Linked DNA regions of Homo sapiens: region 2 is linked to region 1. The links are chromatin contacts, found by Hi-C or POLR2A ChIA-PET in ENCODE. All regions are on one chromosome and are shown on one strand. Each heading gives the region's core, a stretch centred on a gene start or an enhancer-like site at or near the end of the contact. The rest is flanking DNA. Distances are from core to core; before and after follow the strand shown.

Region 1 (7,168 bases), core at 1-2,500:
TGGCCTCCGACGCCAGGAACCTGCCGGCCACCTCTGGGGACAAGAGCAGGGTCAGCAGGGCCTCCCCGGACTCCAGCGGAGCTCTGAGGATGGCAGGGCCACTGAGCTGGCAGCCAGGCCAGGAGACACCGGCCCTGTTCTATCTCTGGGGCAAACCCAGTTTACAAATCTTCCTTGGATCTGGGCCTTGTTTAGTAACAATTTCCATCCAGCAGGCAGGGGGGCCTGTGGGACCCTGGCTAGCAAGTTTGCCTCAGCTGAGATGCTGGGAGCAGAATCCTCACCCAGGTGCCTGGCACTGGCTCTAGCTCTGGGCACTGAGGAGCTAGGGAGGCGAGAGGCTGCAGGAGGATTCAGGCCCAGTTGCACCCCTGACAGCCAGGTATAACCCAGGTAGTCTACTTAGGTATTTTTCAGTTATCCAAACACGCTTCTATCCACAAGGACTCACTTTGACGTTCACAGTGCTGGGAGATGGCGAAGACATAGTCATACCCCTGTTCCAGATGAGCACATGGTGGAGAGAGGATTTTAAAGCCATTTACTCAAGGTCAGGCTCAGACCAGAGTGGCAGTGTGAAAACATACCCTGGGAGTCCAGCTGCACCAAGTGCCTTGAGGCACACACTCACCTGCTCCCCCAGCTCTACTTTCTCTCCTCTACCCTCCCCTTCTCTGAAGTCTTGGTTTTTCCAGCAGGTCTAGCCTGGTGCACCTCCCCTGGGCTGGAGGGGGGCCTCAGTGCACAGCTGGAGACCCTGGACCCAGGCCCGGCTCCTCCTCACTGCTCCTTGGACCGTGGCCCTCACACAGCCTCCCACAGAGTCCCAAAAGGCCAGGGGCCCTTCGACACCTCCAGAGTGGGCACAACCGGCCTGCCCCCGACCATGGGACCGGGGCCAGCAGGGAGGGAGGGTCTCACCTCGGAAGCTCTGGCTGAACCTCTTTCCGCGGGAGCGGTCCCCGTGGCTGCGCCGCAGCAGGACTACATACTGGGCCCTCACGTGGGCGGGGATGACCAGCTTCTCCATGTCGGCCCTGTCCAGTACGGGCACCTCGCTGAGCTGCAGCTGCCGCAGCAGGCTGCCCAGGAGCTGCTCCTCGGTCAGGGCCGCCCCGGGGCCAGCCAGGGGCAGCACCCAGAGTGCCCAGCAGAGCCACAGGGGCCACATGGTGCTGCCCTGGGGGAGCAGGAGGCAGAGTGGGGCTGTCCTCTAGGGAGGTTGAAGGAGGGTCTCAGGCAGCTGGGTGTGCTGAGAGCCAGGCTGGGCCAGCTTTATAGCTGGCCCTGGGCTGGCCTGGGGTGAAGGGAAGAGGGAGGGAGGGAGGGAGGGAGGTCACACCCCTGGGACCTCCTGGGAGCTCACAGCCAGACAGGTCCCTGAGCCTGGAGGAGGGGGCTGTCTAGAAAGGACAGGGCTGTCTGGATGCCACCCAGGCCTGGGGCCTCTGGCTGTGCTGTCAGCAGCTTGACAATATTTTTAGTGCCTGTTGAATTTTCCTGGCCTTACCCCAGCCCTGTTCTATGAAAAAGTGAGTCTATTCTGTGAAAAACAAAGTCCTGCTAGCCAGCTGCTTAAATCTCTTTAAGTCTCTTCTGGAGGCTGGGCTGGGTCCAGGTCTGCAAATCATAAAGGAAGGGCGGGAAGGATTCTGCCTTCCTGCTGGTTCTGGCCACATTCACAGAAGCCCCTTGGTCATCTCCCTCCAACCTACACTCCTTGCACACCCCCTGCCTCTCCCCACACCAGGGGTCCCTCAGGGTTGTCGCACCGTCCTTGCCCTCCCCCCATGACATCCTCTGTCTAGACACGGTCAGGACACAAATCTGGCAGCTCTACTGTCTTTAGGAGTCCCAGGAACAGCAATTTCAGCAAGTGCCTTTGCAGTCACGTGACCACAGCACAGGAGTCCTCCCTTCAGACAGCAGAATTATTCTGGGGTGTGCTCTCCCCAGTGAGCTGGCTGGCCGGTTCATGCCACCAGCACTCAGCTGGAGCCCAGGTCATTTCCAGACACAGACAAGGGACAGGGACTTAGAAAGCAGAGGCCAGAGCTGCCCAAAGGCATGGCCTGTCCAAAGCCACAGGTACTGGGGGCAGATTGAGGTGGGAGCCCCCCTGTGTCTCTTCAAACACACATTTTAGACTGGCCACGTTCAAATATGAGAACTGCCATCTGCTAACTGTTTGACCTGCTAGCAAGTGAGTTAACTTCTCAGTGCCTCAGTTTCCTCATCTACAGAAAGAGGGTGATGATCATAAGGTCTTCTTCATAGGGTTAGTGTGAAGATTAAATGCATTAATACATGCAGGATGTTTCACCCAGTGTCTAGTGACAGGTAAACACTCTGTAAGGGTTTGCTATCATTATTATCTGCCTGAAATCTGCATTCACAGGGTCGTGGCTTTTTGCATTTTTTTTTTTTTTTTGACGTAGCCTCACTCTGTCACCCAGGCTAGAGTGCAGTGGCGCGATCTAGGCTCACTGCAACCTCTGCCTCCTGGGTTCAAGCAATTCTCCTGCCTCGGCCTCCCGAGTAGCTGGGACTACAGGCGCATGCCACGCCCGGCTAATTTTTTGTATTTTTAGTAGAGATGGGGTTTCACCGTGTCAGCCAGAATGGTCTCGATCCCCTGACCTGGTGATCCGCCTGCCTTGGCCTCCCAGAGTGCTGGGATTACAGGCATGAGCCACCGTGCCGGGCCAGGTCGTGGCTTTTTATAAAACTCTCAACAACAATAATAGCACACATTTCCTGAGTGCATGTGCCAGTCATTGTTCTAAGCTCTGAATGTGTATTCACACAGCCCTTAGGAGGCAGGTGTCAGTTTCAGGTGCATCTTGCAGATGCAAGGTCAGACCACTGCCTGGGGAAGTGACCTGCTCGCCAACCTCAATGAAGGGCTTGGGAGCTAAATGGAGCCTCTGTCTCTGTAGGCATCTCCTTCTGGCACTGGCATAGGGGATTTGAGGATGTGCAGGGGGAAGCTCTTCCCAAAACTCCACAGCCTCACTTGCCCATGTTCTGTCGCATGAGTAAGGATGGTGGAGGAGGACAAGGACCCTGGGCCAAGGGGGCTGCCGGGCAAGGGGCATCCCCCTTCACCTTCTAAATGGGGGCACTCTGGCCCCTTTGTGGGAATGCTGTGTCACTGACAGGTCTCTCCATGTCATCCCCCTTCACCTTCTAAATGGGGGCACTCTGGCCCCTTTGTGGGAATGCTGTGTCACTGACAGGTCTCTCCATGTCATCCCCCTGCTTCTGTCCTCAAACATTTCAGGCAGAGGAAGAGGGAATCTTCTGGTGCTCGAAGGTGGAATTTCTTTTGGATGAAAGCCCAGGGACTTCATGCCACCACATATATATGCAAATGCATATGTATATGTATATGGAAGTCTCATATTTGAACCCAGCCAGTCTACAGTGTGTGTTTGAGGAGGCATGGGGGGCTCCCACCTCAATCTGCCCCCAGTACCTGTGGCTTTGTACAGGCCATGCCTCTGGGCAGTTTTGGCCTCTGTTTTCTAGGTTTCTGTCCCTTGTTCTGTGTCTGGAAATGACCTGGGCTCCAGCTGAGTGCTGGTGGCATGAGCCAGTCCACTAGCTCACTGGGGAGAGCATACCCCAGAATGATACTGCTGTCTGAAGGGCTTTTAGCAGTGTGTGTGTTGGGGGAGTGTTTAGCATCAGAGAAGGGGGAGGGATAAGAATAACACTGATAATAAACGTAATGGGCTGAGTGTGGTGTGACTCACGCCTGTAATCTCAGCACTCGGGGAGGCCAAGGCAGGAGGATCACTTGAGGCCAGGAGTTCGAGGCCAGCCTGAACAATGTAGCAAGACCCCATCTCTACAGATAAGCATAAATAATAACCACAATGGCTAATAGTGCTTGTGGGCCATGCACTGTTCTGAATGTTTTATATTTATTGTTAACTCTTTATTCTCACCATAACTTGAGGAGGAAGTTGCTGTTATTATTTCCTTTTTATAGATGAAGAAACTGAGCATAAAACTGCTGTCTGACTAGCCCAAAGTCATACAGATAGTAGATGCTAGAGCTCAGGGTATCTGAAGGGAAGGAACAGGGATTTGGTCACATGTGTCCACAAACCAAGGTAAGAGGAAATACAGAAATCCTAACAGCTGACCCCGGGGTGGGAGAAGGAGACCCTTGGGGTCATAGAATCATGACCTCAGCTGCTTCTCTGTTTCCCTTTCCTTTTCTCTCCCATCTATATTTCCGTGGGATTTGTGTAATTCACAAGGAGGAATTCAAATCCCATCTTGGCACTCATCTCCCATAGTTGGAACATCCCGTGAAATATAAATTCCCACCACTGTGTCCGGTCCAAACAAGACCTCCTGTTCTCTCTGTGACAAGGGTAGCTTTCTTCAAAAGAGAAGCTGTTGCCTTTCTTTGCAAGTGATTAACAGGGAAAGGACTTACTTGATGCAAACATTTGGGTCTTAAGTCAGGCCAAAAGGTGCAGAAGTGTCACATTTACAGGCAAGCCGGGACCTGCGGGCCTCAGTCTCTGGAAGCTGTTCTGGGCTGGTGTTTCATAAATATGCAATAGTCCACTACCCTTGCTGCTGGGTGACAGGAAGCCCTGTGGCTTATCACTGGTGCCAAGGATATCACACCCAGGCTGTCCTTGCATGCCACTACCCCCTCCCCAGAACCCCAACATATAGACCCACTGGGAGCTCACTAAGGCTGGACACTCACAATGAGACCTCACAGGCCCCTGTTCTGGTTTAGCAGGGACCTGCTGTTCCAGGGCTGAGGGAGGCCAGGCCCCTGCTGCTGCTGCTTCCCTGACCTGCAGATGCCCATTCGAGGTTCTCTTCCAGCTATGAAACACCACAGGGCTGAGAACCTCTGGAAGTCCCCAGGGATTCAGGAGCTCCTTCTACATCTGGGGTAACAGACCAGCTAAATTGAAACCTCATTTCCAGAGAAGATAGCAAAGTGGAGGGACCCCCCTACACCTTCTTGATTCCCTGCCTCCCCCTGGAGGGACCCCCCACCTTCTTGATTCCCTGCCTCCCCCAGATGTCTTGCTGATATTTCTGCATCGGCCCCTCAGCACAGGACCAAAGCTAGAGCAGAGCCCTCAACAGGAAGTGAAACTACACAGTCAATATCCAGCCTCTCTAAGGACCGATCCTGCCTGCAGGGATGGGTGTCTGGGACGTAGTGCTCAGGGTGGCCCTGGGGGCCGCTGGTAGCCTGGGCAAGTGATCCACGATTGGGAAACTGAGATCCCTTCCTGATGTTGGGGGACCTCCCTTAGGTGGAGGAGCTGGGGAACATTTAGCACCAATGGAGGGGTTTGTCCAGCCAGACGCGACTTACCCTCTTTATTTCACCTGCTAGTTTGTAGAATCAGAGAGAGCTTAGCACTGAAATTGGCTATCCAGGCCATGCTCCTGCCCCCCGGGTTTTAGAAACGAGAAAATGAGGCTCAGAGAGATGACATCTTCCCCAAACACACACAGTCGATGATCCACAATCAATACCCCCATAAAGTCAGGTCTTCCCACTCCCAGACCAAAGTTCTTTCCATGCCCTCAAACTATTTCCAGTCCTGCCCTGACCCCCTGAAGCCAGTAGGGTCATCTGTCAGCCCCAGGCAAGCTGGGGACTCAGTCAACCCAGGGTCGGGTCTGGGCAGGGGGCAGGGAGGCGTGAGAAGCAGACAAACAGACAAAGGCCAAATCCCCCAGACTCCTGAGGCCCAAGATACAGGCCTGGGTCCTAAATGTGGATTCCCGGCAGCCTGAAGAGTTTTGTTTGGGGAAATAAAATAATTGGGCAATTAGCTAGCAGCCAAAAGAAGAGCTTGAATGTGGATTGGGAAACTTTTTACAATGGTCTGATTAGTCGTCAGGAGAGAGGGCAGCCACCCTTTGTCATGCAGTGGAAGGAGCTGGGCCTCTGAGGGTCTGAGTGGAGAGTCTGGCTGTGGGGTCAGGTCAGGCTTGAAAAATTGTAAAAAAAGCCTCTTCTGTCCTGGTGGGAGGGACGGTGTTTGAAGAACAGGGAATACTACTTAACCAAGCTGTCTCAATCAAAAATTACTAAAGTGGAAAAAATGCAGACTGTTTCTGAACCTCTATTGTTAGGGGTTTTAAGATGTTGTGAAGACTTTTTTTTCTTTGGAGATGTTATGTTGCAGATGCTCTAGGTGTAATTGTATGGATGCTGTGTGAGGATGTGGATGCTTTGCACTGCCAGCTGTTTTGTTGGTGTGCATATCCGTTAGGACTGAGGCACTTAGGACCAAAGTCTCTTCCAACCCAGATGACCTTCAGATAACCCAAACTTCTCCGCTTGCTCTGTCCTCCCTGGACCACTCCTGTCTCCCTAATATGGTGTTATCCGTCCCAGCCATCCCACCCACCCAGCTTGGCCATGATGGAGCCACGAGGCAAGCTGCCCCTGAGCTTTGGGGATGGGCTCCCCATTCCTCACCTCCTCTTAGCCCCAGACAGCTTTTCCACAACCCACTGCTCCAGCACCTCCCACCTTCCACCAGGTCTGGGGATGTTCCATGGGGGAGTCTCTGGGGCTAGTGATTTCTGCCCAGAATCACCTGAGAAACCTGTGTAAATACAGATTCCTGGACCCCAACTCAGGCCTCCTGAATGGACTTTGCTGGGGGCAGTGTCCAGTAATCTGAGTGTTAAAGATTCTATGCGCATTAGGTTTGAGAAGCAGGGGAGGGTGAGGATAGGTGGGGGCCAATAGCAGGCAAGGAAGCTGCCGGAGAATTCAGGTGAGAAGAACTCCGTCATTCCATTACACTTATAACCTGGCCCTTCTGGATGATTCCTCCACTTCATGATTGCCAGTGATGAGAGAAAAGAACACAAATGGGAACAAACTAGAAAAACATTTTTTCCTGAGGTATTTTCTGGGCTTTCTCTGAATATTTGAGAGTAAGAACAGGTGAACAGAGGGGTTTCTTTTCTCTCTCTCTAAATACCCTGAACATAATCAGGTTATATGCAAATTCAGCATTAAAACATTTATTTATTCATTTATTTTTTTGAGACAGAGTCTCACTCTGTTGCCTAGGCAGGAGTGCAGTGGTGCGATCTCGGCTCACTGCAACTTCCACCACCCGGGTTCAAGTGATTCTCCTGCCTCAGCCTC
Region 2 (7,168 bases), core at 2,014-4,513, 93 kb before region 1:
CAAGTCTCACATGGAAACCCTCAAAGGTGGGGATTTAGAGGCTGTCCCATGCCCCTGCCTGGGTGGCCCTCCCAGAAAAGAGAAGGCCCTCAGTGAGGGGAGAGCGGTTGAGACCCTGGATTTGTCCTTTTCTTTATGGCTCCTTGTGGGTGGGCCAGCTGATCTCACCCCCAGGCGCTTTAACCCCCTGCTGTGCAGGACGGAGGGGCGCAGGGCCACAGCCTCACCCCTCCGTCGGCTCTTTCACTTCCAGGATGAAGGTCTATGTGCCCACTGGCTTCTCTGCCTTCCCTTTTGAGCTATTGCACACGCCTGAAAAGTGGGTGAGGTTCAAGTACCCAAAGCTCATCTCCTATTCCTACATGGTTCGTGGGGGCCACTTTGCGGCCTTTGAGGAGCCGGAGCTGCTCGCCCAGGACATCCGCAAGTTCCTGTCGGTGCTGGAGCGGCAATGACCCACCCCTCTCCCCCCGCCTGCCACCTCCCCCCACAAGTGCCCTCCAGGCTTTTCTTGGGGAAGATACCCCTTTTCTGAGGAATGAGTTTGCCTCCGTCCCCTGCCCATGCTGGGAGCCCACGCTCACCCCCTCACCCCTCCAAGCTCACTCCCCAACCCCCAACTCCGTGTGGTAAGCAACATGGCTTTGATGATAAACGACTTTACTCTAAAAGCGGCTGGAACTCAGTGACATGAGCGTGCGCTGACCCCACATGGGGCCCCCTGTGCAAGCAGAGCTGGCCGGCCCCTCCTTGCTGGCAGAGGCACGGGAGGCCTGCTGGGGATGAGGCCACTGGCCAGGGCTATGCTGCACCAGACCAATGGCACCGCCCCCACCCCTCCCAGCGCAGGGGCAGCTTGGAGCAGAGGCAGCACTGGCCACCACTGCGGGGGCAAGTCAGCGTCAAGAGAGTCCCTGAGTGAGAAGGCCCAGATAAGCCCAGGCCCCCCAGGCCAGCGGACAGGCACAGGCAGGGCCTACAGAGGTGCCAAGGCCCCAGGCCAGTTGTGCTAGGAGCCTGGACCTGCTCTTCCACACCCCCATCCCGCCCCTACTGCACAGGCTTGTGCCTTGGTGCCCCCTGGAGGCAGCAGGGAGGAGGCTTCTCAGGCAGAAGTCTTAAGTTGCATCCCATTCCCCAGAATCCCCAGGAGGGAGAAGAGGGATGGGCTGCCCCTCCTTCCTGCCAGAGCCACAGCTCAAGGGCAGTGGGATGGCCCTGCACCCAGCCCAGGTACCCCTTCCTCTGTGCCGACCATGCTGTCCTTTGGCTCCGAGGAGGCCCTGAGCACTGCCCACCCCCACACCTTGGAGGGAGCAGACGGAGGGGGTGAGTACTGCACAGAGCCTGCCTGGAGGTGCAGACTCATGCACTCAGCCCTGAAGAGGTGAGAGAGGCTGGATCTTAACTGTGGTCCAATGGGCATATTATGAGTGGTCCTTGTCCCTGCCTGCTATGGGGTAACCCTGACCCAGCTAGCGTCCCTGACAACATGATACAAAAACACAGAACTCTAGCGGGATACAGAGATGTGTGCACAGCTGGCAGGAGCACTGGCCACCTCCCAACCTGTTCCCCATAGCTTACTCCTGGATGTAGCCTGGAGGGACTGCTGGGCTGGGGAGGGACTGGCCATGGAGCAGGGAGCTGGATGCCAGCGGGACCTCAGACCTGGACTGCAGCATCTCTTTGGTTATCGGTTGTGTGTGTGCTCAGAAGGGAGGAGGCCTTCCCCTTGTTACATCTCTCTCTCCATATATTCTCCCGGACTCATCAGTTTGGGGGGCGAAAAGTCCACCACATGGTCTTGGCGACAAACCACTGGGGATGTCACCCCAGCTGCAGAGCTGGAAGCTTGTGCCGGAGGGGAAACTGGGTGAGCAAGGGAGGGGCGAGGCCTGCCTGTGCTCTCCTCACCACTGCTGGGACCAGAAAAGATGGGCACCTGATAGCTCAGCTGGGCAGTCCCAACGCATTCCCACTCAGCCAAGGGCCTGAGCCCCAGGCCATTCTGGTTGTGTCTTTTCAGAGCAGTGAGACCTAAAACAGATGGGAAGAAGTCATGAACTTGGGAGTCAGGCCGCTTCACCTGTCTTCTCACCCCACAGGCTCCCCTGAGCCTGGCCCAGCCAGCAGCTCACCCAGCCTCAGGCCTCCTGGGGGGCAGCAGCCACACTGCCCGTGGCGCTCTGCGCCAAGCACTGTCCAGGGATAGTCCCGCTGATGTTGTGGATGGCACCATAGGTCTGCTGCTGCTGCTGCTGCGGAGACAGTGCTGTCCTCTCCGAGGCCAAGCCGTTCAGAATCCGAGGCACGTAGGGCTGTCAGCAAATGGATTTGTGCTTGGCCTGGACAGGCATGAGCTTCCACACTGCATCCCTCCCCTCCTGCCCTTCTCCCAACAGGACACAGACAGTGGCCATAAAGGACATATGAAGAAACACCGACATCCATTTAGGACATTAAGACCGAAAATATGACACCTGCAGAATTTCCTAGCAGCCAGGGCAAAAGAGAAAGCACAGTTATACAGTTCTCATGATCACAGAAGGAAGCACAAGAGAGCAGTTCTCAGAGGAAACTAAACTTCCTAGCCCTGGATCCTAGGAGGATTTCTCACTTTGTAGAAGAAACAAGTCTACCTATATAGGGGGGCTTAGAACGCTGCCCTGGGACCCCTGGGATGCTCAACATATCTGTGTGAGTCTCATTTTGAGTCTCATTTCCTCCCAATCCCAGGCTCCAGCCACTGACCCCAGGCACAGAGCCCTGCCATACTCCTCCTGAGACCCTGGCTGTGAGGGCTTGACATCATCCACCTGTCCTGCATGTTCCCTGCTTGGCCAGCATAGCCACAGGTGTGTCGCTGGGTAATGAGTCCTTCTGAGGCCCTCCCTTGTTTGGAACTTGTCCAAGGACAGACACCGATAAGAGAGCCTGACACCTGGGAGGCAGCCACCAGAAAGAACCCTGCAGATGAGGTCGGCTCTGTCCTGGCCACGGCTGTCAGGAAGGCTGGTGACTACAGCTCTGGAACCCTGGGGCTCTGCTTTCCCTTCCCAGCCCCACCCTAGGAGCAGGACCCTGGAGGCTGTGTGCAGAGAGAACTAGGAAGGCAAGGAGCCCTGTGTCTCTCTACCATGGGGTCTTCCTCTGAAGCAGGTGCAATGTTCATTTCTTGAATTCAAAGGGAAGTCTGCCTGACACCCTCTTGGAGCCTAGTGGAGGACCTCGCACAGGCAGGTGCATCGCTGATGACAAACCTTTGTCAAACCCTAGCGCCTTACCATGTGCCTTCACTAAAGCCCCAAACTCACCAGGCATTAAATATGCAGAGAAGGAAAGAGAGCAGGGAACTGAAACCAAGGGGGATGGCCATGAATCGAGACAAGACTCTATCTCCTCAACAGTTTCAAATATGCAGGTTAAAATACCCAGGGGGACCAGGATTCCTTCTCTGCCATTAATTCACAAACTTGCCTGCCATGTGATCTTAGCAAGAGATGATCAAAGATTTGCCGGGGCCCATCTGGTTGGGACTGTTACAACCAAAGCAAAAAAAAGGGCGACAAGCTCAGAGGCTGAGGGGCACAGCTTACTGTGAACGGTGGGGGCATGTGGGCCTCTGCCTCACTTCCTTTGTCACTTGCAGGCTCTTCTGTCTGCAGATAACAGCAAAAACTTGCGATGATAAACAAAACTGATCTCTGTGAACAAACACCCTCCAAACACACAGACTATTAACACCCGGAATAATAGTACCAGCTGGCACCAAGCTCCCCAGCAGCCCGAGAGAGGATGGGGTGGGGGAGTGCAGGGATGAGGGGAGGAAGGGAAGCTACACATGGCACCCAACCACCCACGCCTTTCCCATGGAGAAGCAGAATCTGGAGAAGGCTGCTGCTGTGTTGATACAGACAAGGGTGGGCGGGGTTGACAGCGAGCCCGTCCCACCATCTGTTCCTCCCAGGGCTTGACCGGGCAGTGGGGTCGGGGGCCTTTACTTTGTAGTTCAGAGGGCTGAGGTGCTTGAAGCATCCAAAGCAGGTGTGAGCCAGGCAGACCAGGATGGTGAGCAGCAGCACCAGGAAGGTGAACAGAGTGGCGGGGGCCTTCATACCTGGTGATAGAGGGTGGCTAGCCTTGGGGTGGGCAGGGAGGGGCCACCACCTACCCTCACCCTGCTGAGGAAGGGGCCGCACCTGGTGTGGAAACTGCCCGTGACTTCTCCCTCAGGCAGAAAATAAAGGTAAGGCCTAACCCCCCACCCCCACCCCTCAACTCCAGCAGCAAGGATGGTGTCTTCACAGCCAGGAACACACAGAGGGACCCACTGAATGACTGGCATCATCCCTGGTCAGATTTCAGGCACTGGGGTGCCAAGTCAATGGCAATTCTTCAGCCTCCTTGCTGGTCCGTTCCCTCCAGTCTCCAGTGCCCTGGGCTAGAGAGGATGGACCCTCCCACACCCCCAGTCTGACCGGGGCAGACGTGTCTTTCCCCCAGGAGTGTCAGTTTTCTCTCCTCCACGTCCCCACCTCTTCCATGCCAGGAGGTACAAGGAGCTGGGCCCAACCACCAGCCTCAAAGGGCAAATCTGGATCAGCTTCCCCATTTCCTCTGGTTCAGTCCCTGCACAGCTGATAAAGGCACTATCTTCTCTCCAGGGATGTATGGGACAATTGACCAGGCCTTCACAAGGGTTACACCTGCACTCGGGCTAGCTTAGGAGCCAGGCTGTCAACACCACACCCAACCAGCCCCTCACCCTGGGTATCATGTTTTGATTGGACACCTAACCAGTCCTCACTCTGGGCACCACATTCTGACTAGACATGTAACCAACCCTCATTCTGGGTACCACGTTCTGATGGGACACCTAACCAGCCCTCACTCTGGGCACCACATTCTGACTGGATGCCATGCTGATGCTGTGAAAGCAATGAGGGATCTGACTGGCTGGTGGGGATGCAGGGCTGGGAGGCCAAGGGCTGGCCCCAGGTCAGAAGGGCTGCTCACCCAGGCGCAGGAAGGAAAAGAAGTAGAGCCAGAAGAGGCACAGGATGGGGGCTGCCAAGGCCTGGTTCACAGCGGCAAAGTGGATCCCCTTCTCCAGCTTGGCTGGGAGGTAGACGAAGTAGAGGTTGTGCCGGTCCACCATGTGCTTGAGCAGGATGTAGATGAGGCCTGCAGGGGATGGGGCTGTGAGCTGGAGACCTCGCAGGGCCACACAGACACCTCTGTCCTCTTCCTCTCCGGGGCGGCTATTTTGGCAAGGAGCCAGGGCTGGGGCTGCTGCTCTACTGCCTGAACACAAAATGAGGCATCCTGCACCTCTGGCTACTAGTTTTTTTTCACTTTCTCTCTCCTACCCACTTCCTCACTTATCTGTGACCCCAAGGTGTAGGGGATCGGTCAGGGTGGTGGGAGAAAATTTAAGATAAAGTTATAGGAAATAGACACAAACCTTCTTGGAAAGCCGAGAGGTTTGCATAGCTTCAGTAAAGGGTTTGGCTGAAGGCAGCTGAATTCTCTTAAAAGCTTAGGGTGCAGATACATAGGAATGTGGGGGAGTTTACCTAAATAGCTTGTTTACTCATGTGGTCCTAAGACCAACCTTTGATCATCCACTGGTGCATGATTGCTCGCTATTCAGGGGGTCGGCAATGTTAATTACCCTCTAGTGGTGTTTACTCGAGACCTTTGTCATTTAGTCTGTACTAAATAAATGCGAACTTCGCCTGGCATTGAGGACTACACTGCAGACTCAGGCTGCAGAGCCCCTTAGCCGCACTGACAGGCAAAATATCTGTCAGTGTATGTCTGTCTGTCTGTTTTTTTGAGACAGAGTCTCTGTTGCCCAGGCTGGAGTGCAGTGGTGCGATCTCGGCTCACTGCAAGCTCCGCCTCCTGGGTTCATGCCATTCTTCTGCCTCAGCCTCTCAAGTAGCTGGGACTACGGGCGCCTGACACCATGCCCGGCTAATTTTTTATATTTTTAGTAGAGATAGGGTTTCACCATGTTAACCAGGATGGTCTCGATCTCCTGACCTCGTGATCCGCCCACCTTTGCCTCCCAAAGTGCTGGGATTACAGGCGAGAGCCACCGCACCCGGCAGTGTATGTCTTTCATCCGTCGCTGGGTCAGGGTCTGTGGGACAGACCCTGCACCAAGGGAGTCACAGTGTCTGTGATCCTGTCCCCACAGAACACTAACATTCCAGAATCATCTTGGAAAGAGGCTGTTTCACAGTTGGATGCCTGGCCTCAATTCCTCCCCAGCCCTTCCCATGCTGAGCCCCTGTATGTCAGTGCTCCCACACCCCTGGCCTTCTCCCACCCGGCTGATCCCTGCCCTCATCACAGTCAACAGAGAATGAGGCCCAAGGGTCTTACCCCAGGGGTGGCACAGGAGCACACAGGGGACCAACAGAAAGTGGGTGCTGCCTTTTCTATTATGCCAGGTTCTTTTGTTTTTTTATTTTTTATTTTTTTTGAGATGGAGTCTCGCTCATTGGTCAGGCTGGAGTGCACTGGTGCAATCTTGGCTCACTGCAACCTCTGCCTCCTGAGTTCAAGTGATTCTCCTACCTCAGCCTCCCGAGTAGCTGGGATTACAGGCGCCTGCCACCATGCCCAGTTAATTTTTGTATTTTTAGTAGGGACAGGGTTTCATCATATTGGCCAGGTTGTTCTTGAACTTTTGACCTCAGGTGATGCACTGCCTAGGCCTCCCAAAGTGCTGGGATTACAGGCATAAGCCATCGTGCCCAGCCCCAGGTTCTTTTTTAAAAAATAAATTTTGTTTTGAAAGTGTAAATACTGTAGATTTTTAAAACTACACAAGAAAGTATACAGGGAAAACTAAAACAACTTTTCCCCCTAAAACTCAGCTATCACTGCCAGCAGTCTCTTGGGTTTTTTGTTTCCTTCTAGAGCCTTTCATTAATCTGCCAGTTGCAGATGTTTTATTTCAGTGGCCAGGACCTTGGTCTTTAAACAGTCCTGAGTTCAAAGGCTGGTTCTCCTGCTTACTAACAACATACGAAGTTATTTTGTGTGAAGGGGGAATAGAAACAGGAACTGCCTTGTAGGATGAGGTGAGAAATGTGGTAATCCACGTGGAGGCAGGCATCTGCCAGAGTGAAAGCAGCACGAGAGCTTTGAT

The links. A loop is a pair of places that touch in the nucleus more often than their neighbours do. ChIA-PET counts read pairs that join two places held with the same protein, here RNA polymerase II (POLR2A). Pooled maps may share reads with other maps.
Region 2: a pooled map shows a loop between it and region 1 (5-fold over the local background). The contact joins the enhancer-like site here to the promoter of LEFTY2 in region 1. A Hi-C loop is called at or near these places in 1 of 37 single-sample maps with no recorded cell type and 3 of 50 pooled maps. POLR2A ChIA-PET finds 5 or more read pairs at or near these places in 9 of 52 experiments (B cell, CD8-positive, alpha-beta memory T cell, H1 and 5 more).

The regions. Positions count from the first base shown.
Region 1 is chr1:225,939,970-225,947,137 of GRCh38, forward strand. It overlaps LEFTY2 (left-right determination factor 2), which reads right to left and starts at 1,251. Exons shown (of 4, transcript NM_003240.5): 1 at 922-1,251; 2 at 1-33. The coding sequence starts at 1,171. RefSeq lists a silencer at 2,770-2,829 and enhancers at 3,366-3,945, 5,682-6,261.
Region 2 is chr1:225,844,893-225,852,060 of GRCh38, forward strand. It overlaps TMEM63A (transmembrane protein 63A), which reads right to left. Exons shown (of 25, transcript NM_014698.3): 21 at 5,020-5,187; 22 at 4,005-4,120; 23 at 3,600-3,662; 24 at 2,142-2,321; 25 at 644-2,040. The coding sequence ends at 2,148. It overlaps EPHX1 (epoxide hydrolase 1), which reads left to right. Exons shown (of 9, transcript NM_001136018.4): 9 at 254-671. The coding sequence ends at 455. Among named protein-coding and RNA genes, the nearest start is that of TMEM63A, 34 kb to the right of the region's middle. RefSeq lists enhancers at 1,014-1,824, 3,460-3,509, 5,338-5,884 and a silencer at 7,129-7,168. Within about 2 kb of position 3,264, at least 12 of the 41 ENCODE cell types and tissues checked have a DNase peak (open chromatin) inside an H3K27ac peak, as active enhancers do; they include B cell, where a contact is called at or near this core.